2 separate regions of the Homo sapiens genome follow, and region 1 is linked to region 2. The links are chromatin loops, found by intact Hi-C in ENCODE. Cell type or tissue: HepG2. All regions are shown on one strand. Links, peaks and the distances in the headings refer to the core of each region. The heading gives the core; the rest is flanking DNA.

Region 1 (16,781 bases), core at 2,857-10,856, 270 kb after region 2:
GCCTTTCTCTAATGATTAGTGATATTGAGCATCCTTTTTGTGTGCTTATTGGCCATTTGTATATCTATCTTTGGAGAAATGTCTATTCAAGTCCTTTGCCCATTTTAAAATCAGATTTGTTATTGTCTTCTTGTTGATTTGTAAAGTCTTTTTTGTTATGCATTAACACTAGTGTGAGCATTTGATGCATGTAATTTTGTACTTTTGTTTCATTTAAGATATTTCATTATTTTCATGTGCCATAATTTTAATGTCTATATAATATTGTATTAAGTGGATGTACCATAATTTACTTAACTACACCCTGCTAGTAGGAACTTAATTTATTTCCAAAATAGAATTTTACTTCTAGTAGAATTACTAGGTCATAGGGCGTACACTTTTCTTGTTTCTTTTTTAAATTAGGGAACAGAACATTGTGTAAAAACAAGTTGTAACTCATTGGAAAATATAGAAAAGTAGAAAAATAGCAGAAATATGGTTAAGGTTCTTGATATACATGCAATTTGCTTTTGAATTTTTTTACTAATTTATACATGTAGCAGCAATGTGGAAGAGTACATAACTAAGCTGGGCATGGTGGCTCATGCCTGTAATCCCAGCACTTTGGGAAGCTGAGGCAGGTGGATCACGAGGTCAGGAGTTCGAGACCAGCCTGGCCAATATGGTGAAACCCTGTCTCTACTAAAAATACAAAAAAAAAAAAAAAATTAGCTGGGTGTGGTGGTGCGCACCTGTAGTCTCAGCTGCTCAGGAGGCTGAGGCAGAACAGTTGCTTGAACCCAGGAGATGGAGGTTGCAGTGAGCTGAGATCGTGCCACTGCACTCCAGCCTGGGCAACAGAGTGAGACTCTGTCTCAAAAACAGAAAAAAGAATATAGGATATTTCCATGTATCATGATGGTATCAGAAATTTTTTAGAGAGCTTCATAAAGCCTTTGTAAATGAAACTACTTCAAAGAGCTTTTACCTTTCTATTTGAGGTATTCTTTTCATTGATTTCCTGCTGAGGAATACCAGGGGTTAATTCTATGAGAGTAATTCAGAATAAAGATTTTAGTATCACCTCCTTGAATTTTTTCACACTGTTTTGAGGGATATTTCTGAAAGCATTTATGTCACTTCACTGCAGTAAAGAATAGCATCAAAATCAAATAGTAAAGAATATATTGGTGAAGTAAATTGTTATAAAGACAAATTCAGTGATAAAGCCAACATCTCACATGTGTAAAGAATCTGCTAATCCGCTGGATGCGGTAGCTCACACCTGTAATCCCAGCACTTTGGGAGGCTGAGGCAGGCGGATCACAAGGTTAGGAGATTGAGACCACCCTGGCTAACACAGTGAAACCCCGTCTCTACTAAAAATATAAAAAATTAGCCAGCCGTGGTGGTACATGCCTGTAGTCCCAGCTACTGGGGAGGCTGAGGCAGGAGAATCACTTGAACCCAGGAGGTGGAGGTTGCAGTGAGCCGAGATCACACCACTGCACTCCAGCCTGGGCGACAGAGGGAGACTCTGTCTAAAAAAAAAAAAAAAAAAAAAAAAAAAAGAATCTGCTTTATAGGGTCATCTCTAGGATACAATGTAATTCCTACTAAAATTTGTTAGCATTGGTTTTTCTTCAGTATATGAAACTCAGATATAACAAATTTCTGATATGAATATCTTTTTAAAAAATACAAAGCTGTTTGTCATAGCTATCATGATGGTGAGCTAATATTTGTTCTTTATAGGCCAAAGTTTATTAAAATTTACATCCGGAATCATGACCTTTAAAAGTTAATTCTTTGATACCACCTATCACATTTTGTTTTGAAACAAAAATGCTGGAGAAGAAATCTCTTTGAAGAGGGAAAACTAGCTGGGCATGGTGGTGGCTCATGCCTGTAATCCCAGCATTCTGGGAGGCCAAGGCGGGTTGATCACTTGAGGTCAGGAGTTTGAGACCAGCCTGGCCAACGTGGCGAAACCCCGTCTCTACTAAAAATACAAAAATTAGCTGGGCATGGTGGCACACCTCTGTAATCCTAGCTACTAGAGAGGCTGAAGAATCGTTTGAACTTAGAGGGTGAAGGTTGCAGTGAGCCATCACACCACTGCACTCCAGCCTGGGTGACAGAGCAGGACTCTGTCTCAAAAAAACAAAAACAATAAAAAAAACAGGGAAAACCAAGCTTTGGGACCTGGGCCTTCCCTGCTGGCCGTAATAGTCTTCCTTATTTCTGGAATTTTTTTTTTGTCAGAATTACTTTAGATTTATCACTATTCATTGAAGCCATTAAGTCTTCACAACAAAGAGGAATCTTTGAAATAAGCTTCTAAACTTCTTCATTATACAAATAAGGAAAAATGTCCTAAGGCATTAAATGATTAGCCCAAGGTCAACACTAATAATTGATGGAGGTAGGATTTCTAACCCAGGTTTTCTGACCCTAAGTCCATTGTAATATATAATTTTCTAATTGTATTACTGGAACTTAAGGTCACAGTTTAGTCAGTAGGGAAAAATGTTTTCTGTATATTAAATATAGGAGAATCAAAGGTTTTATTGATATAAAAACATTTTATGGACATAGTTGATATGATTCCTGAATATATAAAAATCTTTGAAATCTTATGAAAACCTAACTCCCCAAATATACCGCATGATGCCACAGATGTCCACGATTACTTTTTGTTTAAATTATTTGTTTGTTAGTAAAGAAATGAATCCTTTATGTTCTTTTTATATAGTAGTATAGAATAAAGACAGTTTTGCTATTTAGACCCATTGGAAACTTTGGCAAATAAAGTTTAAAATATCATAAACAATTTATGAATCAGATGGACAACCTTAAGCTGGCGGCTGCTGTTTTCATGCTTTCTTTTTGTATGAGATTCGTCAGCCTATTTAAGTATGCGTTGATTTCCGTAAGTATTTGTGTAAAGGCTTCTCGGCTTGGCAAATGAGTTTCATCAAACTATAGAGTACTTTACAATTCCATGGAATCATACATTTAACTTTTATGATAGATATGATGAACCTTAAGCATTTATCAGTTTTTTTGTTTTACTAAATTACAGGGATATGATTTGAATTAATGTAAATTTTTTAAGCTGCCCAAAGATACTTGAATTAATGAAAAGAATAGGCCAGGCTCAGTGGCTCACGCCTGTAATCCCAGCACTTTTGGAGGCCAAGGCAGGCGGATCATCTGAGGTCGGGAGTTCTAGACCAGCCTGACCAACATGGTGAAACCCCATCTCTACTAAAAATACAAAAAAATTAGCCAGGCGTGGTGGCGCATGCCTGTAATCCCAGCCACTCAGGAGGCTGAGGCAGGAGAATTGATTGAACCCAGGAGGTGGAGGTTGCGGTGAGCCGAGACTGTGCCATTGCACTCCAGCCTGGGCTACGAGAGTGAAACTCCGTCTCAAAAAAAGAAGAGAAAAGCAAAGAAGAAAACTATTATCTTTAGTAGCAAGGAGAAGAATTCAAAACCATTACCTAGTCTTTACAGCTGCTAAAATCTTGGTGTTTTTGACTGTTTCTTAGGGTAGATTTTTAGAAATACAGTTACTGGGTTAAAGAATAAGAATTGTTTGTTTGTTTGTTTGTTTTTGAGGCGAAGTTTTGCTCTTGTTGACCAGGCTGGAGTGCAATGGCTCGATCTCGGCTCACCGCAACCTCCACCTCCCAGGTTCAAGCAAGTCTCCTGCCTCAGCCTCCCGAGTAGCTGAGATTACAGGCATGCACCACTACTCCCTGCTAATTTTGTATTTTTAGTGGAGACGGGGTTTCCCCATGTTGAGGCTGGTCTCGAACTCCTGACCTCAGGTGATCCGCCCGCCTCAGCCTCCCAAAGTGCTGGGATTACAGGCGTGAGCCACCGCGCCCGGCCCAAGAATTGTTTTAAAGATTCTTCTTACGGATTGCTATATTGCTTTCTGGAAAGATTTTACTCATTTTTACACTGACCAGTTTTATCTGACTATTTGTTTCCCTTGACCTAAATATGAAATATTATTCCTTTAAAAACCTTTGCTTGTAATAATACCACCTTTCATTTGTTTTTTGTTTGTTTTGTTTGTTTGTTTTTTTGAGTCAGAGTCTCACTCTGTCACCTAGGCTGGAGTGTAGTGGCTCTATCCCTGCTCACTGCAACCTCCACCTCCCGGGTTCAGGTGATTCTCCTGCCTCAGCCTCCCAAGTAGCTGGGACTACAGGCTAGTTTTTGTATTTTTAGTAGAGACAGGGTTTCACCATGTTGGCCAGGCTGCCGGTCTGGAACTCCTGACCTCAGGTGATCCGCCCACCTCAGCCTCCCAAAGTTCTGGGATTACAGGCATGAGCCACCACACCCAGCTGACACCTTTCATTTGTTAAGTCTCTGTTATGTGCCAGATACTATGCTAATAAGCTAGCGTGGATTATGTCATTTAATATGTATAGCTATTTGATGAGGTATTTTTCTCCCTATTTTTGAGAAAAGCTTGGAGAAGTAGTTTTCCTTGAAATCAGACAGCCAGTAAGCTGCAGAACCAAAATTCAAACTCAGGTCTCTGATTCCAAGGCCTGTAGTGTATATATCAATTTATTGTTATGTTAAGCCTTACATATACTCTTCCATAACATATAATACCATACCTCTATGCAGTTTATTTTATATTGCATATTTCAGCATGTAACTCGACCTTTTGTTTTCTCATTTCTGAAATAATAGAACTTCCTAAGAACCTTGTTCCTTAGCATGCTCTTAATAAATTCCTTTATAAATCTGTCTCTCCCTTTGAGTATCATTTGAATTTTTTTCAAATTGTGGGCAAGTTGAAGGCCTTTTGGGATGCTGACTTTTATATACTGAAACTAAAATACTTGATTTCTTTATTTTACTCAGAAGAGGGTAATGCCCATGTATGCTAGAGATAATCTCAATTTTCCTTTACAGAATACAAATGAATATAAATGAAGCTCAATTCTTGATGACTTTGGAGAATACTTTTAAACTAATGTTTTAACAAAATGTGTGGTCAGATAAATTTTGGAAATGCTGCACCGTGACCTCCCTTGTCAAAGTATCCATTAGCATATTTGAGACTCTGAGGAAGTACTTCTAGAAAGAACCATTTTTAAAGTTAGTTTGATAGCACTTCACAAACTTCCTTAACTATAGAACCATACTGGGTGTTACGTACTACGGTATCTTTGGTTTGTGTCAGTAACAGCTTTCCTTCTTTTTTGTGTGTATTAGTCCATTTTCATGCTGCTCATAAAGACATACCGGAGACTGGACAATTTACAAAAGTTTAATGAACTCACGGTTTCTTGTGGCTGAGGAGGCCTCACAATCATGGTGGAAGGTGAATGACACGTCTCACATGGCGTCAGACAAGAGAAGAGAGATTGTGCAGGGAAACTTCCCTTTATAAAACCATCAGATCTAATGAGACTTATTCACTTACCATGAGAACTCCCACCGAGTTTCTCCCACAACACATGGGAATTTGGGGAGCTACAATTCAAGATGAGATTTGGGTGGGGACACAGAGCCAAACCATATCAACTGTGAGACATTCTCTGCTGATTCTTTAAGAATTTAGGAATATTAACTAGTCCTAATTATTGCCATTGTTTCTTATTTTAGTAACTTTGAATTCCAAGAGAGAAATATCTAAACTACTATTAGTTCATAATCCAAAAAGTGAATAATCTTTAATTTCTAAAAGTGTAGTATATTTCACAAGGGAATTCTTGGGTTTATTTTCAAGAGACATGGAAACCCATTTAAGCTTCATTGCTGCTTATAGGTAACAATTTAATGTTCTTTCTCCATTATTCTTGTCTCTGTTTTTAACAGCTATTTTTAAATGCTAACAATAAGGTGGCAGACAAGAACGAGAAAGACCTTGCCAACAAATTACTGACAGAAATGAATGAGGACCAGGTATCTACAAAGCCTGCATCTTGTTTCAGCTGAAGTCCAAAATCAGCCAATGGGAATAACTATTCCTGTGCTTTTCTTCTTATGTCCTAAAATACACAAACATTGTCAAATTCTAATATTTATTAATTATTTTTGAAAATTACTAAAAAGTTAAAAATTGCTTTCATCTAAAGGATAAATATCTTGGTGGTTGATACAAACAATCAGTACCATTCCATTCCCTCTACGTGTGTATGGTCTTTTCAATTTGAGGAGATATAAAGTACAGGAATGGGATCTCAGTACAATGCTGTCCACCTGGTGGTGACTTTTCTAAGCACTGTGGTATATTGGGACCTTAGGGCTTTCTTTGTGAATATGTATGGTCATTGTTAATATCTTGATTCTTTGCTTCTTATTGACAAGTGATGATTATAATTCAATGGACAACCTGAATCTTGGAGGAAGGGAAGAAGATGCTGAACTCTCTGTTAATTTAGCATAAAACTTGACTTTTTGTATTCTAGAAATTCAAGTCTATACAGGTATAATAAAGCAAAAATATGTAATTTATGTTGCTTCTCTCAATACATTAGGTAATTTAGTTTGAAAAAAAACTACCTTTAAAAATTGACGTTATTTTTCTCTTCCAAAATATTTCCAATAAACTTACATATTGTCTTTTATTAACATTGTGTTAATGTCCAAGTTTATAAATAGAATTTTTGTATAACAAGACACATTATCATCTAATTATTTTTTATTCTAGATGTGAAATGCCAATTTACAGAATATTGTTTTAGATTTCTGTATAAATGTTAATCCCTCTTAAGGCCTACTTAATGTAGATTAATAAAACAATTATTATAGTCTCTTAGAGGTTCACATTACAATTCCAAATTGTAAGTGATTCTATGCTTTCATGATTGTCTAAGCCTGATATAACAGTCATGTTCAGTTTTTTAATATTCTTGATGTTAGTTTTTGTTTTTGCTATAAATACACTGCCCTGGAATTTAACATATCTCTTCTTTTTGATGAAACTTAAACAGTAATAGACAAAATTAGGCTAGTTTTTATTTTTTCATACAACTTTTAGGATTAAAAGTTGCCTTCTCAAAAACATGACAATACTTAGAGATACTTATTTCATTTTCTGTGTCTGCCTCAAATTTTCCATTTAATATAAAAATAGATATATTTAATTGTTTATAAGTATAATTGATTGGCATATGCACATGCCATCTTAGTTTTAACACAGGGTTTGGAAACTAGATAAACAAGATTATTTTAGCTGTCTTTTTATACATGCAAATGGAATTTAAACCTGGATGGTTCAAGTGTAGTTTTGAAGGGGAATTAAAACATAATAGGATTTCTGGCTGGGCATGGTGGCTCACACCTGTAATCCCAGCACTTTGGGAGGCCGAGGTGGGTGGATCCACTTGAGGTCAGGAGTTCAAGACCAGCCTGACCAACATGGAGAAACCCTGTCTCTACTAAAAATACAAAAATTAGCTGGGCATGGTGACGCATGCCTGTAATCTCAGCTACTCAGGAGGCTGAGGCAGGAGAATCACTTGAACCTGGGAGGCGGAGGTTGCAGTGAGCCGAGATTGCACCATTGCACTCCAGCCTGGGCAACAAGAACGAAACTCCATCTCAAAAAAAAAAAAAAAAAGTAATAGGATTTCCAATGAATGATAGACCTCCCTCCCTTCCTCTTGAGATTGTCCATTATTTTTAAAAAGCATGTGTTAAGCTTGTTTTTTTCTCAAAACATTTTAATGTAATAAGTGAATGTTGCCTTATCCTCCTTGACATGTGGTTTATTTTTCTTTTAAATAGGTAACTTTCCTTGCAGGTTATAGTGTTTCAGAAATCCATTTCATCAGAAGAGGAATGTAATGCATGTTAAGTAATTATTTTTTCAGGTTTTCAGACCAAAGGTTTCCTAACTCAATAAAAATCGTGAGCACATTTGTTAATTTCTTGTTTCCCCTTCCCCCTCAATAGGTGTTTCAGGGACAATTGGATTGTTTGGCCATATCAACCATTCAGGCTTTGACCGCAGTAATGAACAAATCTCCAGCTGCTAAGGTGAAACATATATCCTCCAGCTTTTTTTTTTTTCTTAACTTTTATTTTAGGTTCAGGGGTACATGTGCAGGTTTGTTATATAGGTAAATTGGATATCATGGGGATTTGGTGTACAGATTATTTTGCCACCCAGGTAATAAGCATAGTACCCAATAGGTAGTTTTTCAATCTTCCCGCTCCTCCTTCCTTTCATCCTCAAGTAGGCCCTGGTGTCTATTGTTCCTTTCTTTGTGTCCATATGAACTCAGTGTTTGGCTCCCACTTATATGTAAAAACATGTGGTATTTGGTTTTCTATTCCTGTGTTAGTTCGCCTAGAATAATGGCCTCCAGCTCCATCCACATTGTTGCAAAGGATATGAGGATATGATCTCCTTTGTTTTTATGGCTGTGTAGTATTCCATGGTGTATATATACTACATTTTCTTTATCCAGTCTACAATTGGCTTTAGGTTGATTCCATGTGTTTGCTATTGAGAATAGTGCTATGATGAACATACATGTTCATGTGTCTTTATGGTAGAACAATTTATATTCCCTTGGGTATTTATCCAATAATGGGATTGCCAGGTTGAATGGTAATTCTGCTTTGAGTTGTTTGAGAAATTGCCAGACTGCTTTACATAATGGCTGAGCTAATTTGCATCCCACCAGCAGTGTATAAGTGTTTCCTTTTCTTCACAACCTTGCCAACATCTGTTACTTTTTGATGTTTTAATAATAGCCATTCTGACTGGTGTGAGATGGTATGTCATTGTGGTTTTGATTTGCATTTCTCTAATGATTAGTGATGTTTAGCATTTTTTAATATGCTTGTTGGCTGCATGTTTTCTTTTCTTTTTTTTTTTTTTTGGAGGTAGGGTCTCCCTCTGTCGCCCAAGCTGGAGTGCAGTAGCACGATCTCAGCTCACTGCAACCTCCGCCTCCTGGTTTCAAGTGATGCTCCTGCCTCAGCCTCCCAAGCAGCTGGGATTACAGGTGTGCACCACCACAGCCCGGCTAATTTTTGTATTTTTAGTAGAGATGGGGTTTCACCACGTTGGCCAGGCTGGTCTTGAACTCCCAACCGCAGGTGATCCGCCTGCCTCGACCTCCAAAAGTACTGGGATTACAGGCATGAACCACCACACCCAGCCCTGTTTTCTTTTGAAAAGTGTCCGTTCTTGTCCTTTGCGCACTTTTTAGTCGGGTTATTTGCTTTTACTTGTTGATTTGTCTAAGTGCCTTATAGATTCTGGATATTAGACCTTTGTTGGATGCATGGTTTGCAAATAGTTTCTCCCATTCTGTAGGTTGTCTGTTTACTCTGTTGATAGTTTCCTTTGTTGTGCAGAAGCTCTTTAGTTTAATTTGGTCCCATTTGTCAATTTTTGTTTTTGTTGCAGTTACTTTTGATGGCTTCATCATGAAATCTTTGCCAGGTCCTATTTTACATTTAAGTCTAATCCATCTTGAGTTGATTTTTGTGTATTGTAAGGAAGGGGTCCAGTTTCAGTCTTCTGCATATTGCTAGCTAGTTATCCCAGTACTATTTATTGAAAAGGAGCCCTTTCCCATTGCTTGTTTTTGTCATGTTTGTCAAAGATTGGATGGCTGTAGGTGTGCAGCATTATTTCTGGGCTTTCTTTTCTGTTCTACTGGTCTATGTGTCTGTTTTTGTACCAGTACTATGTTGTTGTGGTTACTGTAATCTCGTAGTGTAGTTTGAAGTCAGGTAATGTGATGCCTCCAGCTTTGTTCTTTTTGTCTAGGATTGCCTTGGCTATTCAGGCTCTTTTTTGGTTCCATATTAATTTTAAAATAGGTTTTTCTAATTCTGTGAAGAATGCCACTGGTAGTTTGATAGGAATAGCACTGAATCTGTAAATTGCTTTGGGCAGTATGGTCATTTTTTTTCTCTTTGAGACAGAGTCTCGTTCTCTCACCCAGGTTAGAGTGTAGTGGCGTGATCCTAGCTCACTGCAACCTCCATCTTCCAGGTCCAAGCGATTCTCCTGCCTCAGCTTCCCAAGTAGCTGGGATTACAGGTGTGCACCAATGCTTGGCTAATTTTTTTGTATTTTCAGTAGAGACAGGGTTTCACGATGTTGACCAGGCTGGTCTGGAACTCCTGACCTCAAATGATCTGCCCACCTCGGCCTCCTAAAGTGCTGGGATTACAGGCGTGAGCCCCCACACCAGCCCAGGCAGTATGGTTATTTTAACAGTATTGATTCTTCCTATTCATAAACATGGAATATTTTTCCATTTGTTGGTGTCATCTCGGATTTCTTTCAGCAGTGTTTCGTAATTCTTGTTGTAGAGATCTTTCACCTCACTGGTTAGCCATATTCCCAGTTATTTTATTCTTTTTGTGGTAATTGTTAATGGGATTGCATTCTTGATTTGGCTCTTAGCTTGGATATTGTTGGTGTATAGGAATGCTGCTGATTTTTGTACATTGATTTTGTATCCTGCAACTTTGCTCAAGTAGTTTATTAGATCAAGGAGCTTTTAGGCAGAGACTATGGGGTTTTCTAGGCGTAGAATCATATTGTCTGCAAACAGGGAGAGTTTGACTTATTCTCTTCCTACTTAGAAGCCTTTTATTTCTTTCTCTTGCCTGATTGCTCTGGCTATGACTTCCTGTACTGTGTTGAATGGGAGTAGTGAGAGAGGGTATCCCTGTCTTATTCTGGCTTTCAAGGGGAATGCTTCCAGCTTTTCCCCATTCAGTATGATGTTGGCTGTGGGTTTGTCATAGATGGCTCTTATTTTGAAGTATGTTCCTTCAGTGCCTAGTTTGTTGAGGGTTTTTAACATGAAGCGATGCTGAATTTTATTGAAAGCCTTTTCTGTTTCTATTGAGATAATCTTGTGGTTTCTGTTTTTAGTTCTGTTTATGTGATGAATCACATTTATTAATTTGCATATGTTGAACCAACATTGCATCCCATGGATAAAGCCTACTTGATCATAGTGGATTAGCTCTTTGATGTGCTGCTGGATTCTGTTTGCTAATGTTTTGTTGAAGATTTTTGCATCTATGTTTATCAAGGATATTGGCCTGAAGTTTTCTTTATTTGTTGTGTCTCTGCCAGGTTTTGGTATCAGGGTGATGTTGGCCTCATAGAAGGAGTTAGAAAGGAGTCCTTCCTCCTCAATTTTTTGGAAAAGTTTCAGTAGGAATGGTACCAGCTCTTTTTTATGTATCTGATAGAATTTGGCTGTGCATCTTTCTGGTCCTGGGCTTTTTCTGATTGGTAGGCTTTTTATTACTGATTCAAATTTGGAACTCATTATTGGTCTTTACTGGGATTCATTTTCTTCCTAGTTTGATCTTGGGAGGTTGTATGTTTCTAGGAATTTATCCATTTCTTCTAGGTTTTCTAGCTTGTGTGCATAGAGGTGTTCATAGTAGTCTTTGTGGGTTTTTTGTATCCTGTGGGGTCAGTAGTAATGTCCTATTTGTCATTTCTGATTGTGTTTATTTAGATATTCTCTCTTTTTTTTCTTTGTTCAGTTAGTGATCTATTTTATTAATTCTTTCAAAGAATCAACTCCTGGAATTGTTGATCTTTTGTATTTCTTTTTTTTTTTGGAGACAGAGTCTCTGTCTGCCACCCAGGCTGGAGTCCAGTGGCGCGATCTCAGCTCACTGCAACCTCCGCCTCCCGGGTTCAAGCAGTTCTCCTGCCAGCCTCCTGAGTAGCTGGGATTACAGGCACATGCCACCATGCTTGGCTAATTTTCGTATTTTTAGTAGAGATGTGGTTTCACCATGTTGGCCAGACTGGTCTTGAACTCCTGATCTCAAGTGATCTGCCTGCCTCAGCCTCCCAAAGTGCTGGGATCACAGATGTGAGCCATTGTGCCCGGCCTATCTTTCGTATGGTTTTTGATGTCTCAATTTCCTTCAGTTCAGCGCTGTTTTGGTTAGTTCTTGCCTTTTGCTAGCTTTGGGATTGGTTTTCTCTTGTTTCTCCAGTTCTCTAGTTGTGATGTTAGGTTGTTGGATTTGCAGTCTTTCTAACTTTTTGATGTGGGCGTTTAGTGCTATAAATTTCCCTCTTAACACTGCTTTAGCTATGTCCCAGAGATTCTTGTATGTTGTATCTTCTCATTAGTTTCAAATAATTTCTTTATTTCTGCTCTAATTTTATTATTTACCCAGGAGTCATTCAGGAGTAGACAGTTTAATTTTCATGTAAGCGTGTGGTTTTGAACAATTTTCTTAGTCTTGATTTCTATTTTTATTGTACTATGGTTCGAGAGTGTAGTTGGTATGATTTTGGTTTTTTGAAATTTGCTGAAGATTATTTTATGTCTGATTGTGTTGTCGATTTTAGAATATGTCCCATGTGCAGATGTGAAGAATGTATATTCTCTTGTTTTGTGGTAAAGTGTCCTGTAGATCTCTACTAGGTCCATTTGGTCATGTGTTAAGCTCAGGTCCTGAATATCTTTGTTAGTTTTCTACCTCAATGATCTGTCCAAGTATACTGTAGGTCTCTAAGAATTACAAATCTAGGTGCTTCTGTGTTGAGTGTGTATATATATTTAAGATAGTTAGGTTTTGTTAAATTGAGCCCTTTATCATTATGTAACTTCTTTGTCTTTATGATCTTTGTTGGTTTAAAGTCTGTTTTGTCTGAAGTAAGAATAGCAACCCCTGCTTTTTTCCATTTTCCATTTGCTTGGTTGATTTTTCTCCATTCCTTTACTTTAAGCCTATGGGTGTCACTGCATGTGAGATGAGTCTCTTGAAGACAGCATACCACTGGGTCTTGGTTTTTTATCCAACTTGCCACTCTGTGCCTTTTAATTGGGGAATTTAGCCCATATACATTCAAGGTTAGTACTAATCTGTGCATATTTGATCCTACTGCCATATTATTAGCTAGTTATTATACAGACTTGTTGACTTGTGTGTGTGGTTGCTTTATAGTGTCATGGGTTTATGTACTTAAGTGTGTTTTGGTAGTGGCTGGTAATGGTCTTTCCTTTCCATATTTAGCACTCCCTTCAGGATATCTTGTAAGGCAGGTCTGGTAGTAATGAATTCTTTTAGCATTTGCTTCTCTGAAAAGGATCTTATTCTTCCTTCACTTATGAAGCTTAGTTTGGTTGGATATGAAATTCTTTGGAATTTCTTTTTTTTCTTTTTTCTTTCTTTCTTTTTTTTTTGAGACAGAGTCTTGCTCTGTTGCCCAGGTTGGAGTGCAGTGATGTAATCCTGGCTCACTGCAACCCCTGCCTCCTGGGTTCAAGCAATTCACCTGCCTCAGCCTCCGGAGTAGCTGGGATTACAGGTGCTTGCCACCACGCCTGGCTAATTTTTGTATTTTAGTAGAGGTGGGGTTTCACCATTTTGGCTAGGCTGGTCTGGAACTCCTGACCTCGTGATCTACCCCCCTCAGCCTCCCAAAGTCTGGGATCCCAGGTGTGAGCCACTGCACCCAGCCTCTTTTCTTTAAGAATGCTGAATATGGATGGGCGCAGTCGCTCACACCTGTGATCCCAGCACTTTGGGAGGCTGAGGCAGGCGGATCATGAGTTCAGGAGATCGAGACCATCGTGGCTAACACAGTGAAACCCCATCTCTACTAAAAAAAAAATACAAAAATTAGCCAGGCATGGTGGCGGGCGCCTGTAGTCCCAGCTACTCGGGAGGCTGAGGCAGGAGAATGGTGTGAAACCTGGAGGTGGAGCTTGCAGGAGCTGAGATCGCGCCACTGCACTCCAGCCTGGGTGACAGAGCGAGACTCCATCTCAAAAAAAAAAAAGAAAGCTGAATATATGCTCCCAGTTGCTTCTGGCTTGTATGGGTTTCTGTTGAAAGGTCTGCTGTTAGCCTGATGTATCTCCAAGTTTTAAAATATTTAAATAGATGTGCCGATTTTCACTATGTAAATTCTGAAGTGATGTATGAAAGTATGTAATACATGTGGCTTAACACCTGAAATAAAATCATTCACAAAATATCTTAATATAAGAATGAGGTTATTTATTGTTTGCCTATACTTGTGATAATTTTAAAGACAAACCCCTATAGGCACTGCTTTAAGATTTTAAAAGACATTAATGATTGAACTGCAAACTGATAGGATTTACAGTGTTGGCAAAGAATGGGACATGAGCACTGGTGTTGGAAGGATACTTTTAAGTGGTTCTGTGGTTCATGAGTTTAAAAAATTAAGCTTTATATCAGAGTTTTTCTTCATTAATAAAATAATGACCCTTTATTTAGTCAGTTTATGACTGCCTAAAATATGACATTTTTCACATTTGAATAGCCTATCAATTTGATACTAGTTTTTCCAGGTTGTATGGCCATGGAAATTCTGCTTCTTGTATTCACTAACCCTTAGAGTTTTCTGTCTCTTCTCATTCACTGCCACTGACTGTTCTTCTGTCCAGTTATACTGGTAGTTTCCTCATATGCTGATAAGATTAGTGAGGTCATCTGTGTGAAGTGGTAAGCATAGTGCCAGGCACATGATAAGTGCTAAATACATGTCAGTGACTTTTATTATTACTTTACACTCTTATCTGCCACATCTAATATACTTTATGCCTCACCTTCCTGGTACCAGAAGTGAATTAATTACTCCCTGTTTTCTGAAACATGCCTTTCATTGTATTCCTTAGATTACATTGGTTTGTGTTAGGAGACTCTAACTTTTGCCTTAGAAATGTTGACATAACTCATGGTTAGGTTCCTATTGAATAGGCTTTTACAACTTTTACAGTCTGGCTTGTGACTTAATCTCCATCTAATACTAGTTGCTGTACGATGGAAACCATTTTAAGTCCTAAATAACTGGTTTATGAGTATAATGGATTGCCTGTACTGTATTCTGAAATTCAAACATGAGAAAAGATGTTCCAGTCTTCCTTGAAAGTTGTTTTTTTTTGTCCATATAATAGCTGGCATGTTTAAAATTCAAAAGATTATATAACAAAAATACATGAGAAAATATTTCCTATTCTTGACCCACATTCAACCATTTCTCTCCCTAAAGGAAACCAGCTTTACTTGTTTTGTTAAATTTTTTGATTTTGTAGTGAGTGTATATATTTCAACCTAAGGTAATGGGGCACTTTAGTATGTTCTAGGTTTTCCAGTTGTCTTTATATTTCACTTTATGACTTTGGGTGCCTACTGGTTCAAAAATACATGTGACATAGAACTTCCTAAAATGAACTTGATGTTCCAGATAATTCAGACCATTTAGATACAAGTAGCAGAGAGAAAACTCTTTGTACTCAGTTTCTTTCTGACCACTATTCAAAATTGGCAGGAACTCTTTAATTGGGTCTTTTTAGGCTGATATCTGACTCCTCTTACCTACAGTCTCCTCATTTTTTCCTCTATTTTTGTTTTGACTTAACTACTACTATAGTAATTACAAATCAAGTGAAGAAAATACAAGAATTGTCATATGCCCTAATCTGCAAATAATATAATAATTCTATAACACAGTTATTGTTAATTTCATTTATTTTGAATTTTGGTAGATAATTATAACTTCATTACTGCAGAAGTTATATGGAATCTATTTTAAAATGAAGACATGATTTAAGAAGGCAAATAGTGAATTCGTGTCTTTTTCTTTATTTAATATTAAGTTAATTAGCATAAATGAGTATTATTTAATATTTTTAATATTCCAACATATTCAGTCTTTGAAAATGTACTTTGATATATTGTCTTCCCATCCCCTAGGAAGTATTTAAAGAAAGAATTGGTTATACACATATGCTTGAAGTATTAAAATCCCTGGGTCAGCCACCACTGGAATTACTTAAAGAACTTATGAATATGGTGAGTTTATAACCTTTATTAAGAGAATTTCTGTTAATATCCATTTTGAAAATGATAACTAACCTTTTATCTTTTATGTTGCTTTTCAGGCTGTAGAGGGTGACCACACTTCAGTTGGGATTTTGGGCATTAGTAATGTCCAACCTCTCTTGCTTCTTATCCAGTGGCTTCCAGAACTACAATCCCATGACCTGCAAATCTTCATCTCTGATTGGCTGAAAAGAATTTGTTGTATTAATAGACAGAGTCGAACTACTTGTGTCAATGCAAACATGGGGATTAGAATCATTGAAACCCTTGACTTGCATTCTTCCCTCCATCAAACTTGTGCTGAGAACTTGATTGCAATCCATGGTTCCTTGGGGAGTCAGTCAGTGAGCTCAGAAGAAATCCGTCGACTACTGAGATTGCTGAGAGTGGATGAATCTGAGTCTGTTCACCCTTATGTCACTCCCGTGACTCGAGCAATCCTGACAATGGCCCGAAAACTAAGTCTAGAGAGTGCCCTCCAGTATTTCAATTTGTCACATAGTATGGCAGGAATTTCTGTGCCTCCCATACAGAAATGGCCAGGGTCTGCCTTTTCTTTCAGTGCTTGGTTTTGCTTAGACCAGGATCAGTTGACTCTTGGCATTGCTAACAAAGGAGGGAAAAGGAAACAATTGTACAGGTATTGGTAAAAATTATGGAATATAAATGAATACTGTCATAACAATATATGCTGTGATTCTTAAACAGGAAAACTGTTTCCAAGCATCTAGCTTTTAGATATACAGCTTATCTAAAGTCTCTTCATCCTTAGGCTTTATACAGTTTAATTATAAGTGCTTTATTGCTTTCATAGTAATAGCTGTTTATCTCAAATATTGCTGGTTAAGTTTTTTTTTTTTGTTTTTTTGAGACAGAGTCTGGCTCTGTCACCCAGGCTAGAGTGCAGTGGCGTGATCTCGGCTCACTGCAAGCTCCAC
Region 2 (16,407 bases), core at 1-8,000:
AGATTGATAATAAACACTAAAATCTTAAAAGGAGGAGCAGGCATCAATTTTCCTTATGAGTTTAGACATGTTTGAAGTGCATTTGGTATCTGGATTTGGCAATTGTAAAATCTGTTTTAAATGCATATGGAAGAAGATTAGAAAAGAATGCAAAAGGCTGGGCGCGGTGGCTCATGCCTGTAATTCCAGCACTTTGGGAGGCTGAGGCGGGTGGATCGCCTGAGGTCAGGAGTTTGAGACCAGCCTGGCCAGCATGCTGAAACCCTGTCTCTACTAAAAATACAAAAATTAGCCAGCCATGGTGGCAGGCTCCTGTAATCCCAGCTATTCAGAAGCTGAGGCAGGAGAATCGCTTGAACCCGGGAGGCGGAGGTTGCAGTGAGCCAAGATCGTGCCACTGCACTCCAGCCTGGGCAACAGAGTGAGACTCCATCTCAAAAAAAAAAAATACAGAAAAGATAGTTCTACTAAGATGAAGTGACTATGCTTGATTATTTTTTCCATAGGTCTTTGCAAGGTTTATGTACTATTTTTATTTTTATAATAAAACTGTTTCTCATTCTTAAAAAAATAGTACAAATGTGGGAGAAAGTTCTTGATTCCAAATATTCATCTAATGGCCAGATTTACACTGAATATAAAACATGTCACCCACAGATGACCTAACAATGTAAAACAATACCAAAACCTTATATATTCCCACTTCTATGGGAATATATCTGGAACAAGTTCCTGTTGCGTTAAAACATACAACACCAATAATAATAAAGTCTTCATTTTTACACATTTGTCATTGAATCCTAGAAATACTTTTCAACACAAATAGTAAAAGCTCGTTAAATTTTTATCTATTTCCATATTTGTTTTGGCAATGAGGTAAGTTTACTTTTTGCAGGATGAAAATACTTGATCAAGACCAGTTTAATTAGACTCATATTTTTAAGAATCCCACCATAATGATTATATTCCAAGCATAACAGAATCCCTGCTTAGAAATATTTGTTAAGAGTTAGCTTTAATTAGTATATATATGCTGAGTTAGTAAATCTGCATTTAAAAATTCAGACTTGGGCTGGGCACAGTGGCTTACCTGAGGTCAGGAGTTCGAGACCAGCCTGGCCAACATGGAGAAACCCTGTCTCTACTAAAAATACAAAATTAGCTGGGAATGGTGGTACATGCCTGTAATCCCAGCTACTCAGGGGGCTGAGGCAGGAGAATCCCTTGAACCTAGAAGGCAGAGGTGGTGGTGAGCCAAGATCGCCCCATTGCACTCCAGCCTGGGCAACCAGAGCGAACCTCCATCCAAAAAAAAAAAAAAAAACAGACTTTTTAATTCATTTATATTACACTCTTCTCTATTAGCCTAATTACTTTAAACCATTTATTGGTTTAAAATTGTTTCATGGCAATTATTTAAAATAAAAAACAGCCAAAAAAGGCATTAGGAAATATTTCAATAACTCTATCTTTTAATAAAATAGAAACAATAACTATTATCTTCATTTGCTATTTGATTTTAATTATTTCAGTGAGGTATAAGACTTCACATCAAAGTACTACAAAATAGTATGACTTGATATATAATGAGTATATGGTCTCAACTGGGAATGTAATCATTAAGACTTAGCTTGAAAACTATGCATGCCAGAGAAACTACTTTATTCATATTTTATCTAAGTTAGTGAATACCAATTTTGCAAATTTTCAGTTTGTGAGAGCCGTGACCTCCTATTCAGAGCTCTGATTGACAGATGGATACAACTAAACATTCTATTATCAAATTTGCATTTATCCTCATAAACTCTCCAGTGTGAAAACCTGTTGCAGTTCCCCTTGGAGCCCCAAATAATGGCTGGTTATATGCAATACATAGAATCCTCAAATTTACCTCAAGTTTAGCATCCAGTTCAGCATCAGACGCCACCAAGTGCTCATCCTCTTTTTTTCCTGTTGCTTTGATAAAGACCTGTTTAGTTTTCCAGTATTTCTTTTGCATTCTTCTGACTACTGACTGATTATCTTCTGGTCTGGGTTGCCCAAAGGAATCCATGGAGTGACTACAATGAACAGACTAAAATTAAACTTCTTTTAAAAATTCTCAATAATAGGCTGGGCACGGTGGCTCACGCCTGTAATTCCACAACTTTGGGAGGCTGAGGCGAGCGGATCACGCGGTCATGAGATCGAGACCATCCTGGCTAACACGGTGAAACCCTGTCTCTACTAAAAATACAAAAAAAAATTAGCCGGGCATGGTGGCGGGCGCCTGTAGTCCCAGCTACTCCGGAGGCTGAGGCAGAGAATGGCGTGAACCCGGGAGGCGGAGCTTGCGGTGAGCCGAGATCGCGCCACTGCACTCCAGCCTGGGAGACAAAGCGAGACTCCGTCTCAAAAACAAAAACAAAAAACAAACAAACAAAAAAACCAAAAAAAACTCAATAAATATGTTTAGCTAGCCAATATTTAATCTGACAAATGGAAAAAAGGTACTAAATGTAATTTTTTTTTAGAGTCAGGGTCTCGTTCCATCGCTCATGCTGGAGTGTAGTGGTGCAATCATAGTTCAGAATAATGTGGGCTCAAGCAATCTCCTGCCTCAGCCTCATGCAGCACTGGGATTACAGGTGCGAACTACCACATCTGGCCCCTAATATTAATGTTCTCAGTCAGACATGCTAATACTTGCTTTATATGGTCTAAATGTATGCTATAATTTCAACTTGCACAAGAAACAGGCAAAAGATTAATTATATTTATATTAATTTTAGTTAGATGACAAACGTAATAAAACTTACGATTTTGCAGTTATGTCTAGAAAAAATTATATTTTATTTGATATCTATTTATAGATGTTTATTACTTTCTAAGTTTTGCTTTTGTAATAAAACTGCAAAATAAACTTGTACATACATCTTTACATACTAGTATCAGTTCCTTAGGAAAATTTCCTATAGTTATAATCGCTATGTCAAACATCCATTTAATATTTTCAGATATGCAAAGATTCCAACACATACTCTTTAAAAATCACTCAAAGAAATATTTTAGTGTCCAATAAATCAACACAAATAAAGTCCTTAAGTATAAGGGAAGATATGTTATAAAAGAAATACAGATGGACATTGTAAACTGTAAACATAAAAATTAACATATGCTAGGTGCAGTGGCTCATGCCTGTAATCCCAACACTTTGGGAGGCCGAGGTGGGCAGATGCCGAGGTGAGTGGATCATGAGGTCAGGAGATCGAGACCATCCTGGCCAACATAGTGAAACCCTGTCTCTACTAAAATACAAAAAATTAGCCGGGCATGGTGGCACGTACCTGTAATCCCAGCTACTCAGGAGGCTGAGGCAGGAGAATCACTTGAACCCAGGAGGCGGAGGTTGCAGTGAGCCAAGATCACGCCACTGCACTCCAGCCTGACAACAGAGCGAGACTCCGTCTCAAAAAAAATAAAAAATAAAAAATAACCTCCAAGAAGTTATTCTTAACAAGGTTAACATGGCTATATAAGGAAATGCAGAGTGAAAAGTATTTCTTTAAGGATATGTAAAAAGAATAAATACTAATAACATTTTGGATCTAAAGCCCAAATTATTCCAACAAACTGTAAGAGTAGGAACAAAAGGGAAATACTAAAGTATGTGACTCATTCGTTATTTCCAGGCACATCGATACATGCTATTGTATTTTTCATGTTAGTAAAGAAATAGAGGTTCACTTTCTTTTAATTTGAAGTAATTACTAATTAAATAAAAATAGAATGTCTAATTTCCAAATTACTGGGGGTAAAACAAAAGAGCCAGAAAAACTTTAGCAAAAGCAAAAGACCGAGTGGGAAAAACAAGAGTAAGGCATGTAACACACAGTACAAAACAAGAAGATGGAAGAAGAACAATTATATTATTTAGTATGATAGATGCAAACTTCTTTTTAAATACAAAGAATCTCGAATCATAAAAAACAAAAATCGAAATCCAACTATATGCTATTTGAGATCTACCTAAAACAAAAGGACACAAAGATAAAAATAAAGATATGAGTTAAGATATACCAGGTAAATAGAAGCAAAATGAAATTAGAATAGCTATATTAATATCAGACAAAGTAGATTTAAATAAAAAGCATAAAATAGAACAAGGACAAGCTGTAAAGTCCACAAAGTGGCCAATTTTCCAGATAGCCTCTAGATTATTATCCTTTGGATATCCTCCCATATTCCTGGGCAGTATATATTAATCACCATTTAATTGCCAAACCTCTTAATATGTTATCCTGAATAATTTCTCTGGACATAATTTGGAATAGAGAGGGAATTTAATTTGGGTACCTAGGGAGCATGGATTTGATATAAGCATTATACTGTCCTGACACATCAAGCGTCTTGAGAGAAACTTAGTTTTTCTTTCCCATCCAGTTTCTTTCTGCTTTTGGTTGCTCTCAACTGCTTTCAGTCCTCCTCCTCCTTCCCTCCACTCCCAACTTTATAATTATCAGCAGTCCAACTATATGACAAACTGTTAATCTCTTCTACTAAACTGACTGCAGGTTTAGGCTCAATTCGAAGAACAAAATACTAGGGAGTATCAGGAGAGAATACCTCTCCCTACATCAACTTCCATATTGATGTAGCTCAAACAATATACTCCTGTCCTCGCAACCACTCTCTCCATATCTCTTTGGGAGAGAAAGAGTAACATCTGATTGGACAGCAAAAAACTAGACTCCTCCATTTCTGGAAACTATCTTGCCTGCAGAGGGCACACGTTCCCTGGCAAAGGGAGAAAGTGACTGGGAGGATAAATCTGCAAAAGGTGAGATTTGCACATTTGTGGTTTTTATGACCAAGGGCACTGCTAAATCTGCTTGCCACTGGGGGTAGGTTAGGCAGGAAGCCAAGTCTTACTGGCTTGACATATCAGATAACAGAGTTCAAGGCTGGCAGAACTATCAGATATTTAGGAGGGATTTCATAAAAGGGAGGGAGCCAAAGAGGAGGAAACCCCAAAATTTGTGTATAAAGTCCTCCCAAGACCTGTGCTAATCACTAAACGAATCATGAGGCAAGGGAGGGAAACCCAGGAATCGTGGCAGAAAATCAGCCATTGAAAGAGGAAATAACTAAGTGAAGATTTCAGCACTACCACTCCAGAGGAGACAGTTTGGAGTCTGAGTTCAGTCAAGTTAACTGGCTTCTAGAATAAAAATTCTTTTTCAGAGAAGCAAAACAGAATCCAGAATCTCTCAAATGCATCATTCAAAATCCCAAGTATCCAATCAAAAAACACTAGACATATAAAGAAATAGGAACATGTGACCCATACTCCAGTGGGGAAAGGGCAGTCAATAAAAACAGACTCCAGAGATTTCCCAGATATGGGAGGCTGAGGCAGGAAAATCGCTTGAACCCGGAAGGCGGAGGTTGCAGTGAGCCACTGCACTCCAGCCTGGTCGACAGAGTGAGACTCCGTCACAAAAAAAAAAAAAAAAAAAAGATTTCCCAGATACTGCAATTATGAGATAATTATTAAACCAACTATTATTAACATATACACAGACTTAAAGTAGGATGTATGCACAATAAATGAACACACTGAAAATATTAGAAAACAAGTAAAACTCAAACTCTCCAGTTACAAAGTTCAGTAACTGTAATTTAAAATTCACTGCAGCTGGATGTGGAGGCTCACACCTGTAATCCCAGCATTTTGGGAGGCTGATACAAGAGGATCTCTTGAGCCCTGAAGTTTGAGGTTACAGTGAGCTATGATTATGCCACTGCACTCCTGCCTGGGTGACAGACTGTGTGACAGACTGCCTCTTAAAAAAATAATAATAACTGGACAAGATTAAGAGCAAACTGAAGATGGCAGAAGTCAAAAGTTCTTCTTACCAAAAATTACCAATCTAAAAACTGGGGCAAGGGGTGGGAGGAGGAAGGAGGAGAACCCAAAGAAGAGATAGAATGGGATAGAAAAATATTCAAATAAATAAAACATCCCCAGATTTGTGAATGACATTAATTTACAGATCCAATAAGCTAAATGACAAACCCCACGCAGGATAATACAAAGAAAACACAAATAGACACATCACAGACAAACTGCTTAAATCTATATAGGGAAAAAAAAAGATAGCAAAGAAAACCTATCTTGAAAGCAACAGAGAAAAATGGCATATTACACACAAGGTAACAAAAATACAAACAGGTCAGTTCTCAATAAAAACAAAAAAAAGTCAGACTAAATGGAAGGATATATTTAAGGTACTGAGAGGAGAAAAACCTGTTGACCCCTAATTCCACATCTACTGAAACTGTCCTTTTAAAAATGAAAGTAGTGGGAGCACAGTGGCTCAGGCCTGTAATCCCAGGACTTTGGGAGGCTGTGGGGGAGGATCACTGGCGCCCAGGAGCTCAAGACCAGTCTGGCCAAGATGGCAAGACTCCATATCTACAAAAAAATAAAAGAAACATTAGCCATGTATGGTGGTGTGAGCCTTTAGTCCCAGCTACTCAGGAGGCTGAGGCAGAAGGATTGCTTCATCCCAGGAGTTTGAGGCTGCAGTGAACTATAATCACACCACTGCACTCCAGCCTGGGCGACAGAGTGACAGCCTGTCTCTAAAAAAATAAAAAATTAAAAAATAAAAAGAAGGAAAGCAAAATAAAGATATTTTCAAATAAAGCTCTGAGAGACTACCTGATCAGATCTGGAGACTTTCAGAAATGCTAACATTACAGATGTTATGTATATCACAGCTGAACATATTAAAAAATATGGTATATATACTCAATGGAATACTATTCAGCCTTTAAAAAGAAAGAAATCCTGTCATTTGTGACAACATGGATAAATCTGAAAGACAAATACCACATGATCTCAATTACATGTAAAATCTAAAAAAGTTGAACTAATAGACGTAGAGAGTAGAATGGTAGTTACCAGAGGCTGGGGGGAGGGGTATTGGGAAGATGTTTGTCAAAGGACACAAAATTTCAGTTAGGAGGAGTAAGTTCTATTGTACAACAAAGGGACTATAGTTAATAACAATGTATTATATTCTTGGAGATATCTATGAGGCAGGATTTTTAGTGTTCTTACCACAAAAAAAGATGAGGTAATACATATGTTAATTATGTTGATTTAGCCATTCCACAGTGTTTCAAACGTAATGTACATGACAAATATTTACCATTTTCTCAATTAAAAATAATTTTTGAAGTAAAATTTTAACAAATTCTTCAGTCTTAAAGAAAATTACACCAGATAATTTGGATTTATAGAAAAGAATGGAAGGACTGTAATTGTTAAATGTCCTGGTAAATATAAGATTATTGTTTCTTTCTTAATTTCTTCACATTATATAACTTTAACATGCATAGAGGCCGGGTGTGGTGGCTCACACCTGTAATCCCAGCACTTTGAGAGGCTGAGGCGGGTGGATAACTTGAGCTTGGGAGTTCAAGACCAGCGTGGGCAACATGGCAAGATCCTTTCTCTACAAAAAATACAAAAATTAGCTGGGCGTGGTGCAAGTACCTGCAGTCCCTGCTACTAGGGAGGCTGAGGTGGGAGGATCACTTGACACTGGGAGGTGGAGGTTGCAGAGAGCCAGGATTGTGCCACTGCACTCTAGCCTGGGTGACAGAGCCAGACTCTGTCTCAAAAAAACAAAAACAAAAAACCCTACCACACACAGACAACAATAAAATAGCAGCTCAATTATCAAGGTGCTGCCATTTTAAAAACATCATTGATATGTTTACTCATTCTTTACCACCTCACTCCATCATCATCATCATATAGTTCTTTTTCATTAAATTTACATACACTGAAATCTCTAATTTTTAGCTATATATTTTTTTCATTACTTATTTTACTTACAGATTCAGGGTCTCACTCTGTTGCCTGGGTTAGAGTACAGTGGCACAATCATAGCTCACTGCAGTCTCAAACTCCTGGGCTCAAGTAATCCTCCCACCTAAGCTTCTGGAGTAGCTGGGACCACAGGCAACACACCAACATGCCTGGCTAATTTATTTTTATTTTTGTAGTGACAATGTCCCACTATGTTGCCCAGGCTTACTTATTTTTAATTGACAAGTAAAAATTGTATATATTTATATTTATGATGTATGACATAATGTTTTAAAATGTGTATACATTTTAAATCTCCTTGGTTAAATTTATTCCTAAGTATTTTAATTTTTTTACTAGCTACTGTCAATGGCATTGTTTTATTGATTTCTTCCTTTTTTTTTTTTTTTTTTTTTTTGACAGAGTCTTGCTCTGTTGCCTAGGCTGGAGTGCAGTGGTGCTGCAGCCTCCACCTCCCAAATTCAAACAATTCTCCTGCCTCAGTCTCCTGAGTAGCTGGGATTACAGGTGCATGCCACCACACCTGGCTAATTTTTGTATTTTTACTAGAGACAGGGTTTCACCATGTTGGCCAGGCTGGTCTCAAACTCTTGACCTCAAGTGATCCTCCCACCTTGGCCTCCCAAAGTGCTGGGATTACAGGCGTGAGGGACCCCACCTGGCCAGATTTATCAGATAGTTTGTTGTTAGTATGTAGAAATGCTACTGATTTTTTTTTTTTTTGAGACGTAGTCTTACTCTGTTACCCAGGCCGGAGTGCAATGGCATGATCATGGCTCACTGTAACCTCAAACTCCTGGGCTCAAGCAATTCTCCCACCTCAGGCTCCCAAGCATCTAGGACTACAGTTTGTGCCACCACACCTGGCTAATTTTTTTTTTATTTTTTGTAGAGATGGGTGTCTCACTATGTTGTCCAGGCTGGTCTCAAACTCCTGTCTTCCAGTGATCCTTCCACCTCAGCCTCCCAACGTCCTGGGATTACAGTTATAAACCACCATGTCTGACCACTACTGATTTTTGTGTTAATTTTGTATCCTGCAACTTTACTGAATGTATTACTTGTAATAGTTTTTTGGTGGAGTCTTCAGAGTTTTCTAAATATAAAATCACATTGTCCGCAAACAGACGATTTAACTTCTTCACTGACAATCTGAAAGCCTTTTATTTCTTTCTCTTGCCTAATTATTCTAGCTAGGAGTTCCAATACTGTGTTGAATGGAAGCGCTGAAAGTGGGCATACTTGTCTTGTTCTTGATTTCAGAAAAAAAAACTTTCAATTTTTCACTGAGCATTATGTTAGCTACGGGCTTGTCATACAAGGCCTTTATTACGTTGAGAGACATTCTTTCTCTACCTCATTTGTTGAGTGTTTCTGTCATGAAAGGATGCTGAATTTTGTTGAATGCCTTTTTTGTATCTATTGAGATAATTATAAAGTTTTTGTCCTTTATTCTGTAAATATGGTGTATCACTATTGATTCGCATATGGTGAATATGCAGATTCACAGTGATAAATCCCACTTGATCATGGTGAATGACCCTTCTAATGTGCTGTTGAATTTGGTTTGCTAGTATTTTCTTGAGGATTTCTGCATCTATGTTTATCAAAGATATTGGCCTATAATTTGCTTTTCTTGTACTGTTTTTGTCTGCCTTTGGTATCAGGCCTTTGTAAAATTAGTTTGGAAGATCTCCTTCCTTTTCAATTTTTTGGAAGAGTTTCAGAAGGATTGGTTTTAATTGTCTAAATGTTTGGTAGTATTCAGTAGTGGCATCATCAAGTTTGGCCTTTTCTTTAATGGGAGACTTCTTATTACTGATTCAATCTCCTTACTCATTATTGGTCTTTTCAAATTATCAATTTCTTCATGATTTAGTCTTTATAAGTTGGTATGTGTCTAGGAATTTACCCATTTCTTTTAGGTTATACAATTTGTTAGTGTGTGTATATCTATATATATAGATATATATAGATATATAGATATAGATACAGATATATAGATATAGATATTTTTTTAGATGGAGTCTCATTTGGATGCCCAGGCTGGAGTGCAGTGGCACGATCTTGGCTCACTGCAATCTCCACCTCCCGGGTTCAAGCAATTCTCCTGCCTCAGCCTCCCAAGTTTCTGGGATTACAGGTGTGTGCCACCAAGCCCAGGTAATTTTTGTATTTTTATTAGAGATGGGGTTTCGCCATGTTGGCCAGGCTGGTCTTAAACTCCTGACCTCAAGTGATCCGCCCACCTCGGCCTCCCAAAGTGCTGGGATTATAGGCATGAGCCACTGCACCCGGCCTGTGTATCATTTTTTATAGTAGTCTATGATCCTTTGTATTTCTGTGGTATCAGCTGTAATGTCTCCCTCTTTCATTTCTGATTTTAAGCATTTCCTCTTTTTTATTAATCTAACTAAAGGCTTACCAATTTTCCGTTGTTGTTTTTTTTTGTTTTTGTTTTTTTGAGACAGAGTCTCTGTCACCCAAGCTGGAGTGCAGTGGTGCGATCTCGGCTCACTGCAAGCTCCACCTCCCGGGTTCACGCCATTCTCCTGCCTCAGCCTCCTGAGTAGCTGGGATTACAGGCGCCTGCCACCACACCCAGCTAATTTTTTGTATTTTTAGTAGAGACAGGGTTTCACCGTGGTCTTGATCTCCTGACCTCGTGATCCGCCCACCTCAGCCTCCCAAAGTGCTGGGATTACAAGCGTGAGCCACCGCACCCGGCCTTCTCTTTTCAAAACCAGCTCTTCTTTTAATCTTTTCTACTGTTTTTCTAGTCTCTATTTATTTCTGCTCTGATATTTATGATTTTCTTCTTTCTCCTAACTTTGGGCTTAGTTTGTTCATCTTTTTCTAGTTCCTTAAGGGATAACATTAGGTTGTTTATTTAGGGCTTTTCTTTTTTTTTTGATACAGGCATTCATTGCTATAAACTTCTCTCTTCGAACTTCTTTTGCAACATCTCTTAAGTTTTGGGATATTGTATTTCCATTTTTGTTTGTTTCAAGATTTTATTTATTTGTCTTGAGATGGAGTTTCACTCTTGTTGCTCAGGCTGGAGTGCAATGGTGTGATCTGGGCTCACTGCAACCTCTGCCTCTCGGGTTCATGAGATTCTCCTGTCTCAGCCTCCCAAGGAGTTGGGATTATAGGCGCCCACCACCACGCCTGGCTAATTTTTTGTATTTTTAGTAAGGCGGGGTTTCACCATGTTGGCCAGGCTGATCTCGATCTCCTGACCTCAGGTGGCCCACCCACCTCGGCCTCCCAAACTGCTGGGATTACAGGTGTAGCCACTGTTCCCAGCAGTTTTAAGATTTTTAAAATTTCCTTTTAAATTTCTTTTTTGACACGTTTGTTGTTTAGGATCATGATGTTTAATTTCCACATATTTGTGAATTTTCAAATGTTCTTATTATTTCGAGTTTCATACCATTGCAATTGAAAAAGCTACCTAATTTCAATTAATAAATTTTTAAGACTTATATTGTGGCCTAAGACATGATCTATTCTGGAGAATGTTCCATGTGTTCTTGAGAAGAATTTGTATTCTGTTAATATTGGATGGAATGTTCTGCATATATATGTTATATCCATTTGGTCTAAAATGTAGTTGAATTCCAGTGTTTCCTTACTGAATTTCTTTCTGGGTATCTGTCCATTGTTGACAGTGGGGTATTAAAGTCTCCTATTATTGCATTGCTATCTATCTCTTCAGATCTATTAATATTTGCTTTATATATTTAGGAACTCTGATGTTGCATGTAACACATATTTGCAATTATTATATCTTCTTGATGAATTGATCCCTTTTCATTATATAATAATTGTCTCATTTTATAGTTTTTTGACAAAGTGTGTGTCAATTTCTGTGTTGCTATAAAGAAATACCTGAAGCTGGGTAATTTATAAATAAAAGAGGTTTAATTGGCTCATGGTTCTGCCGGTTGTACAGGAAGTACGGTGCTAGCACTGCTTCTGATGAGGCCTCAGGGAGCTTTTCCTTATGGTGGAAAGGGATTGGGATCCAGTGCATCACATGGTAAGAAAAGGAGTAAGAGAAGAAGGGCGAGGCACAATACTCCCTTAAACAACCAAATCCCGTGAGGACTCACTTATCACCATGGGGACAGTACCAAGCCATCCATGAGGGCTCTGCTCCAAGATCCAAACACCTCTCACCAGGCCCACCTCCAACACTGGAAGTCATATTTCAACATCAGATTGGGAGGGGACAAAATATCCAAACCATATCGGTGTACTGCACCTGATATAATTATATCTAACCCCACTCTCTTTTGGTTCCATTTGAATGGAATCTTTTTCCATCCTTTCAGTTAATCTAAATGTGTCCTTAAAGGTGAAGTGAGTCTTGGCTGGGCGCGGTGGCTCAAGCCTGTAATCCCAGCACTTTGGGAGACTGAGGCAGGTGGATCACAAGGTCAGAAGATCGAGACCGTCCTGGCTAACAAGGTGAAACCCCGTCTCTACTAAAAATATAAAAATTAGCTGAGTGTGGTGGCAGGCACCTGTAGTCCCAGCTACTCAGGAGGCTGAGGCAGGAGAATGGCATGAACCTGGGAGGCAGAGCTTGCAGTGAGCCAAGAGTGCACCACTGCACTCCAGCCTGGGCAACAGAGTGAGACTCCGTCTCAAAAAAAAAAAAAAAAAAAAAGGTGAAGTGAGTCTCTTCCAGGCAGCATACAGTTAAGTCTGTGTGTGTGTGTGTGTGTGTGTGTGTGTGTGTGTGTGTGTGTGTGTGTGTGTGTGTGTGTTTTGTTTTGTTTTTTAACCTATTCAGCCAGTCTGCCTTTTGGTTGAAGAATTTAATCTATTTACATTCAAGGTAATTATTGATAGGTAAGGACTTAGTACTACCATTTTGTTCATTGTTTTCTGGTTGTTTTACAGCTCTTTTGTTCTTTTTTCCTTTCATGCCTTCTTCCTTTGTGATTAGACGATTTTTCTCTAGTGGTATGCTTTAATTCCTTACTTTGTATCTTTCGTTTATCCACTATAGGTTTTTGCTTTGTGTTTACCATGAGGCTTACATAAAACAGCTTATAGTTATAACAGGCTATGTTAAGCTGATTACAACTTAACTTTGATTGTATACACTTTACCCTGCCTGACATTTTATGGTTTTGATGTCACAATTTACATCTTTTTATATTGTATATCCCTTAATAAATTATTGTAGCCATTATTATTATTTTTTTTAATTTTTAATTTTTTTTTTTTTTTGCAGAGCTAGCTGAGGTTTTATTTTGGACCAAAAAAAAAAAAAAAGCGATTGAATTGTTTTGTAGCTGGAGGAATGGGCAAGGGGGATCCCCAGGCAGTAAACTCACGAACGGGTGGGCTGAGGGCTAGGGCTGAGCCTCAGGTGGGTCTCCTGTTCCCTGTGCTCCCCTGCACAGCGGCCTCCCTCCCAAGCTCTGGGGCAGCTGCAGGAGGGGCACACTGGGAGGAGCTGCTGCAGCTGTTCACTTGGGCAGGACATCAGAGGACTCGGACACCAGCTTCCCATCGTGGATCTCAATCTTCTTCACAACTATGGCCCTGGTGAAGCTGGTGTGGCTGAAGGAGATGGAGCCCATGCCAGAGCCAAAGCTGGAGCCGAGGCCATAGCTGAGGCTGGGGCTTGTGAGACCCTCATAGGCCGAGCTCAGACCACCTGCATAGCCACTGGTGGTCTTCATATGGATATTCATGTTCTGCATCCCAGACTCCAACTGGCTCTCCTCGCCCTCCAGCAGCTTCCTGTAGATGGTGATCTTGATGTCCAGGGCCAGCCTGATGTTCGTCAGTTCCTGGTACTCATGCAGCTGCTACGCCATGTCCTGCTTGGCCCGCTGCAGGGCAGCCTCCAGCTCGGAGAGCTTGGCATTGGCATCCTTAACAGCCAACTCCCCACACTGCTAGGCATCTGCGATGGCAGCCTCCAGGGAAACTCTCTGGCCTTTGAGGCCCTCAATCTCAGCCTGGAGCTGGCTGACGTTCTGGTTCATCCCAGATCTCAGTCTTTGCATGCCGCAGGTCATCCCCGTGCTTCCCAGCCAGCGTCTGCAGTTCCTCATACTTGATCTGGTACATGCTCTCAGCCTCAGCCTGGCTGTGGTTGGCCATCTCCTCATACTGCGCCTTGACCTCAGCGATGATGCTGTCCATGTCCAGGGAGTGGCTGTTGTTCATGCACAGCACCACAGATGTGTCCAAGATCTGGGACTGCAGCTTCTGGATCTCCTCTTCATACAGCTGCCCGAGGAGGTTGATCTCTTCAGTCAGCCCTTCCAGGCAAGACTCTAGCTCTACCTTGTTCATATAAGCTTCATCCACATACTGCCTGATGAGGACAAATTCATTCTCCATCTCTGTACGTTTGTTGATCTCATCCTCATATTTGTTCTTGAAGTCTTCCACCAGCCCTGGCATGTTGCCAAGCTCTGCCTCCAGCTTCAGCCTTTCCAAGCCCAGAGTCTCCAGCTGCTGCTTAAGGCTGTTGATGTAGCTCTCGAACATGTTGTCCGTGTTGCTCTAAGCCATCTTCTGCTGCTGCAGGAGGGCTCCACTTGGTCTCCAGCATCTTGTTCTGCTGCTCCAGGAATTGTACCTTGTCTATGGAGGAGGCAAATTTGTTGTTGAGGGTCCTTCTCCTGGGTGCACACGGCCTGGATGTTGGGTTCCACCTCCAGGTTAAGGGGGCTCAGCAGGCTCTGGTTGACTGTGACAGCAGTGATGCTTCCCATGCCACTGGCCCCACCATAACTTCCACCCAGGACACCCCGAAAGATGCTGCTGCCCACTCGGGAGAAGCTCAAGGAGCTGATGCAGGCACCGGGCCCACGCGCATAGGAGCAGTTGCCGAAGGCCTGGGGGCCAGAGGACCACCTCTGGTGGACACCTTGTAGGACTTCTGGGTCACCATGATGGACATGGTTGATGCAGGAGTGGAGGCAGGTGGGCTGAACCAGATGGAGATCCCAGAAGGAGCAGGGAAGCTGCTTCTTGGTCTATTTTTTTTTTTTTTTTAGATAGAGTTTTGTTCTTGTTGCCCAGACTGGAGTGCAGTGGCATGATCTTGGCTCCTTAACCTCCCAGGTTCAAGTGATTCTCCTGCCTTAGTCTCCCGAGTAGCTGGGATTACAGGCACCTACCACCAGGCCCAGCTAATTTTGGTATTTTTTTTTAGTGAAGACGAGGTTTCACCATGTTGGCCAGGCTGGTCTCGAACTCCTGACCTCAGGTGATCTGCCTGCCTCAGCCTCCCAAAGTGCTGGGATTACAGGCATGGGCCACCGCACCAGGCCTATTGCAGCCATTATTTTTAATAGTTTTGTTTTTTAACATTCATATTAAAGACCCACCATTATACTATTATTCTAAATTTGTGTAATTGTACCAATGAGTTTTATACTTTTAGATGTTTTTGTGTTACTCATTAGCATCCTTTCCTCTCAGCTTGAAGAACTCCCTTTATCATTTCTTGTAAGACACATCTGGTGGTGATGAACTACCTCAGTTTTTGTTTGAGAAAGCTTTTATCTCCATCATTTCTGGAGGTCTACTTTGTCAAGTAAAGTATTGTTGTTTGACAGTTTTATTTTTTCCTTCAGCACATGGAATTTATCATCCCACTCTCTACTGGCCTGTAGGTTTCTCCTGAGAATCCACTTCTAGCCTTATTGGAACTCCTTTGTATGTGATTTGCTTTTCTCTTGCTACTTTCAGGATGCTCTCTTCATCTTTGATTTTTGACAGTTTGATTATATCTTAGTGTAATCTTGTTCAGGTTGAATCTGATTGGAGACCTTTGACCTTCTCATACCTGGATATTTATACCTTTCCTCAGATTTGGAAATTTTTCTGCTATTATTTATTTAAGTAAACTTTCTGGTCCTTTGTCCCTCTCTTCTTCTGCTTAAACTCCTATAACTAGGATATTTGCTCTTTTGAGAAAATCTTATAAGCTTTAAATCTTCTAAGCTTCATTTTTTCTTCTCTGACTGTATGTTTTGAAATAATCTGTCTTTGAGTTCACATATTAATTCTTCTGCTTCATCAAGTCTGCTGTTAATGCTCTCTACTGCATTTTTTAGTTCATTAATTGTATTTTTCAGCTCCAGAATTTGATTTTTTTAAAAAAATAATTTTAATCTGTTACATTTCTTATTTTGGTCATCTATTGTTTTGCTGATTTCAGTGAAATGTTTCTCTGTATTTTTCTTTAAATTCACTAAACTTAAAGCAATTATTTTATATTATTTGAGAGGCAGTTTATATATGTCCATTTCTTTGGGGTCAGCTACTGGGAGGTTATGTTTTTTAGGTGGTATTATGTCTCCCATTTTTCTTGTTGCCTTACATTAATGTCTGTGCTCTTAGTGGAACAGTTACCTTTTGTAGACTTTATGGGCTAGTTTCATTGTGGACTGACTTTCCTCCATGGGGTGGGGTGCAGTGGTTCTGGCACTAGTCAGGGTGCCAGCTGTGTGGTCTCTGTGCAGCTCTGTCTGCTG

Evidence for each region. A loop is a pair of places that touch in the nucleus more often than their neighbours do. Peaks named below come from ENCODE experiments on the same cell type or tissue, not always from the same donor. Only the 100,000 strongest peaks of a DNase experiment are listed, where the experiment ranks them.
Region 1: a loop joins it to region 2, with 11 times the contacts of the local background. A loop is called at or near these places in 2 of 110 quality-filtered maps.

The regions. Positions count from the first base shown.
Region 1 is chr2:203,091,706-203,108,486 of GRCh38, forward strand. NBEAL1 (neurobeachin like 1) reads left to right here. Exons shown (of 56, transcript NM_001378026.1): 11 at 5,842-5,928; 12 at 7,924-8,007; 13 at 15,715-15,813; 14 at 15,903-16,483. Among named protein-coding and RNA genes, the nearest start is that of NBEAL1, 85 kb to the left of the region's middle. In HepG2, for the core only: a CTCF peak has its summit at 6,219; a DNase peak (open chromatin) is centred at 6,226.
Region 2 is chr2:202,826,957-202,843,363 of GRCh38, forward strand. It overlaps ICA1L (islet cell autoantigen 1 like), which reads right to left. Exons shown (of 13, transcript NM_001288622.3): 2 at 1,892-2,060. The coding sequence starts at 2,053. It also overlaps the pseudogene KRT8P15. Among named protein-coding and RNA genes, the nearest start is that of ICA1L, 37 kb to the right of the region's middle. In HepG2, for the core only: CTCF peaks have their summits at 1,940 and 4,773 (motif pointing right); a DNase peak (open chromatin) is centred at 4,765.